Linked DNA regions of Homo sapiens: region 1 is linked to region 2. A link is an interaction called in ENCODE POLR2A ChIA-PET data of the cell type or tissue named here. Cell type or tissue: MCF 10A. All regions are shown on one strand.

The links. Peaks named below come from ENCODE experiments on the same cell type or tissue, not always from the same donor. Only the 100,000 strongest peaks of a DNase experiment are listed, where the experiment ranks them.
Region 1: POLR2A ChIA-PET joins it to region 2 with 5 read pairs; 3 of 35 experiments call an interaction of 5 or more read pairs at or near these places.

The regions. Positions count from the first base shown.
Region 1 is chr2:222,639,706-222,642,205 of GRCh38, reverse strand. It overlaps FARSB (phenylalanyl-tRNA synthetase subunit beta), which reads left to right. Exons shown (of 17, transcript NM_005687.5): 4 at 1,275-1,344. Among named protein-coding and RNA genes, the nearest start is that of FARSB, 15 kb to the left of the region's middle. In MCF 10A, no CTCF peak of the experiment used is centred here; no DNase peak of the experiment used is centred here.
Region 2 is chr2:222,755,626-222,758,125 of GRCh38, reverse strand. All of the region lies in intron 2 of LOC105373903 (a long non-coding RNA gene), which reads right to left. Among named protein-coding and RNA genes, the nearest start is that of MOGAT1, 85 kb to the right of the region's middle. In MCF 10A, no CTCF peak of the experiment used is centred here; a DNase peak (open chromatin) is centred at 955.

The sequences.
Region 1 (2,500 bases), 120 kb after region 2:
AACATGGTGAAACCCCGTCTCTACTAAAAATATGAAAATTAGCCAGGCATAGTGGCGTGCACCTGTAATCCCAGCTACTCAGGAGGCTGAGGCACAGAATCGTTTGAACCTGGGAGGTGGAGGTTGCAGTGAGTCGAGATTTGCACCACTGCACTCCAGCCTGGGCAGCAGAGGGAGACTCTGTTTCAAAAAAAAAAAAAAAGATAGAGGATAACAAATATATACAGTGAAAAAAATGAACAGCTATTAAAAATTGTTTTTATTTTTGATTACTTCTTCATTATCTGGTCAGCTGCAAAAGAATAAGAGTTCTAACTGATGGGCTAGATTCTGAAATTGTGAGGGTTTAGGTGAGTGATGGGTATTGGTGAAATGGTGATAATTAGGCATTAGGTTAAGGATGGTTAAAATTTTAGAGTTGACTCAGTTGGTTTCCTATGGGACAATCAGATGCTTTTATTTTAGGATCAAGGATAACTCCTGAGAGTTCGTTTCCCAAACCTGCCCAGTGAGAATCTGTATTTTTACCAGTCACCTTGTGATTTTTATGATCAGACAGAATTAGGAAAGCAACTTAAAATGTTTTCTACTTAAAGTGAGTCCATGGACCAGCAGCATCTGAATCACATGAGAACTTACTAGAAATGCAGTCTTAGTCGCCACCCAACACCTATTAATCAGAATCTGTGGTTTAACAAACTCCCCAATTGATTGTAAGCACATTGAAATTTGAGAAGCACTGCCTTAAAACAGTAGTTCCCAACTTCTCCCTATGATAAGAGTTCCCTAGAGATGCCTTCAAAATGCACCATTTACCAAATCTTTGTCTTCACTTATTTTATTCAGTAGGGCCAGATGGAACCAGGGAATCTGTATTTTCCATAAGCTCTGTTTCTTCCTAGAAGCTCAGAATCTCATGGTTAGAATAACTATCATAACTTAAAGGTTATCTAATCCAGTCCCTCAGCTGATGTTGAAATGCTCCTTAAACGGTTGCTCAGTTAATGGTTTGTAGCCTCTGCTGGGATGCTAGTGATAGGAAATACATTACTATGAGGCATCTTATGTCATTTTTGGACAACTTTAAATGTTAAAAAGTTTGTTAGTTTTTTTTTTTGTTTTTTTTTTTTAGTGTTCAGCCAAAATTTGACTTGCTGTAACTCAACCCATTGCCCTAATTCATTTTGTATACTTCCTATATACAGCATAGAATGTAATTATTTTATATAATGTCTTGATTAATTATGAGTAAATTCATTTAAATATTATTTTAGGATAAAGGCTCCAGTGTATAAACGGGTAATGCCTGATGGAAAAATCCAGAAATTGATTATCACAGAAGAGGTAATAAGGACAAATTCTTATTTTTCTTTTAAAAATTTTCTTTTGTACATGTCTGTATAAAGTGGGGAGGAAAGAGAAACAAAGCTTACTCTTTTTTTTTTGTTTTGAGACAGGGTCTGGCTCTTTTGCCCAGACTGGAATGCAGTGGTGCAGTCTTGGCTCACTGCAACCTCTGCTTCCCAGGCTCAAGTGATCCTCCCACCTCAGCCTCCTGAGTATTTGGGAGTACAGGCACACGCCACCACACCCGGCTAGTTTTTTGTATTTTTTAGAAATGGGGTTTCACCATGTTGCCCAGGCTGGTCTCATTCCTGAGCTCAAAGGATACTTCCCCTGCAGCTTCTTGAGTATTTGGGAGTACAGACACACGCCACCACACCTGGCTAATTTTTTGTATTTTTTAGAAATGGGTTTTCACCATGTTGCCCAGGCTAGTCTCAAATTCCTGAGCTCAAAGGATCCTTCCCCTGCAGCTTCTTGAGTATTTGGGAGTACAGGCACACGCCACCACACCCAGCTAATTTTTTGTATTGTTTAGAAATGGGGTTTCACTATGTTGCCCAGGCTGCTCTCAAATTCCTGAGCTCAAAGGATCCTTCCCCTACAGCCTCCTAAAGTGCTGGGATTATAGCTGTGAGCCTCTGTGCCTGGTCCAAAGCTTACCCTTCTAAAAAATGTGATTTTCTTTGATCATTTGCTAAAATGATTATATACTTAGCCCCTAGCCCTTAAAAAAACATTTTTTTTTAACCTAGGAATGAAAAAGAACAAAGCCTTTGCTTTCCATAAATAATTTTGGATAATAATATCCAATGCATGTTTAAAACACATTTGAGATATAATTGTTTAAATTGTGGAACATTAATGAAATTTTAAAAGATTTTAAACTTTTCAGAGGGGTTGTTTGGTAAATATATGAATTATGAGCAAACTTTTTCTCAATTATTTAATACATTTTCAGAAATCTTACTGAAATATAAATTCTGTGAAGGTAGTGACTTTTTCTCTTGTTTACCACTTTATTACTTGTTGACTGAATAAATTAATATATACTTGTTTGAATGAAAATGTATGCCAGTGGCAAGAATGCAGCTACCTTCCTATTACAAGATATTACAAAGAAAAGCCTTACTGTTTGCTATCTCTAATGATATTA
Region 2 (2,500 bases):
ACCATACCTGGCTAATTAAAAAAAAATTTTTTTAGACATGGGATCTCACTATTTTGACCAGTCTCAAACTCCTAAGCTCAAGCAATCCTCCCACCTCAGCTCCCAAAGTGCTAAAGATCACAGGCATAAGCCACTGTGCCTGGTGAATAATGTTAAGCATAAAAAGGAAGAAAGCCAAATTAAAATATATTTGTAGGCCGGCCGGGCGTGGTGGCTCACGCCTGTAATCCCAGCACTTTGGGAGGCCGAGATGGACGGATCACGAGGTCAGGAGATCAAGACCATCCTGGCTAACACGGTGAAACCCCGTCTCTACTAAAAATACAAAAAAATTAGCTGGGTATGGTGGCGGGCACTTGTGGTCCCAGCTACTCGGGAGGCTGAGGCAAGAGAATGGCATGAACCCAGGAGGCGGAGCTTGTAGTGAGCCGAGATGGCGCCGCTGCACTCCAGCCTGGGCGACAGAGTGAGACTCTGCCTCAAAAAAAGAAAAAATACATATATATATATGGGATTAAAATATATATGCCATAGCAATTGCTGAACTGCCACCCTCTAGAATGGCTTCACCAAGGAGCATATCTTATTCTCTAATTCAATTGCGGAAGCAAATTCAACATTCAATAAACATTGACTACAGCTGTCTTCCAGCCGGGCCCTGTGCTATGCATCAGGGATTAAAATGCAAACCAAAAAGCATGCATGAGAAAAATTCATGAATCCCTACACTCATAGATCTCACAGTCCTGCAGGAGACTTTCAGCTTGTAATCAGCACCAAAATCAAGGTGGATGTACAGTCCTATAGAAACGAAGATATGAGAGAAGACATTCCATCTACCTGAGATTAGTCAGGAAAATACGTTGAAAAAGACGCTTAGAGTGAAGGCATGGAGGACTTTCCAGTAGCTTGCTAAGGGATGGAGGTGGGGGCAGACATTCCAAGGAGGAGTAGTCATATGAAGAGAGGCACATCTGCAGGACAGGGTGTGACTTTATGGATGACTATGCCCCAGGACAGTACTGATAGGAAATACTAAAATATGCCAGTGGTTACCCCTTGGCTCTGGGATTAGTGGTGAATCAATTTCAGCTTCATCATTCCCTGTCTTTTCCAAAATTTAAACAAATAGACTTAAGTTATTAAGGAAAATTATTGCAGTTGTTCTTTTGGTTTTGTGTGTGAATGGAGCATTTGGGAATATGGCTAGGAAGTAAAGAGGTCAAGATGCTGAGGGTGAGAAATGATTCTGAAATAGAGACTCTGGTTAGGGCAGCCTCAGAGTTCCCTGAGTTGAGGAGACTGGCCTCTGTCTGAGAACAATGGTTCTTAACGCTGGCTTAGGTGCTTGAAAATACAAATGCCCAGGCCTCACCCAGCCCAATGAACAGAGACTCTGGAGTGGGATTCAGTCCTGGTAATTCCCCCAGGGTAGGCTCTTAAGCAAAGGGCAGGTACGGACAGACATGGACACCCAGGAATGTGTGTGCAATAGTGAGAGATGCTGGAGGCTGAAAGGGGAGGAATGAGGCCAGGAGGGAAAGGGGCAGTGCTCAGAAGAGCAGCAGCCAGTGACATTTTGGGGCTATAAGAGGTAGAAATATGCCAGATGAAGGAGAGGGGAAAGGACATTCCAGGCAGAGAAAACACTGCACAAAGGCATGGAGGTTTACAGGAAGCAGGAAGCAATGTTTTGACCAGAGCAAGGTGCAGAGAGGACAGGAGGAGACGAGTAGGGTGAGGTTGATGACAGTGGGTTTAGTTTATTTTTAAAAAAATCTTTGCAGCTGGGTGTGATGGCTCATGCCTTTAGTCCCAGCTACTCAGAAGGCTAAGGCAGAAGAATTTCACTTGAGCCCAGGAGTTCAAGTCTGCAGTGAGCTATGATCACACCACTGCACTCCAGCCTGGGAGACAGAGTGAGACCTCATCTCAAAAAAAAAAAAAAAAAAAAAAAAAGAAGAAAGAAAGAAAAAAATCTTTGCTATTAAATCCTTAGCTTCTCAAGATAGATTTTCTTTTTTGCCACTCATCAGTTATGTGCATGGCTATTGAGTTATTACTGATTTTCAAATTATTTCATCTTTCAAGTTTCAGTTTTATGGATACTGCAGTTAGTTCTCATTGGCCAATGCTTATAGTCTATAATTTGCTTAATAGAGATAGGCTGTCACTCTGTTGCCCAGGCTGGAGTGCAATGGAGCGATCTTGGCTTACTGCAGCCTGGAACTACTGGCTCAAGTCATCCTCCCGCGTCAGCCTCTCAAGTAGTCAGGACTACAGGTGTGTGCCACCACACCTAGCTGATTTTTAATTTTTTTGTAGAGACAGGGTCTTGCTATGTTGCCCAGGCTGGTCTCAAATTCTTGGCCTCAAGTGATCCTCCCACTTTGGCCTCCCAAAGTGCTGGGATTACAGACTTGAGCCACTGGGTTTTGCCCATAATGTTAGTATTTAAAACAACAGAGTCTATTGGTCTAGAGCAGGGGTTTTCAGCCTC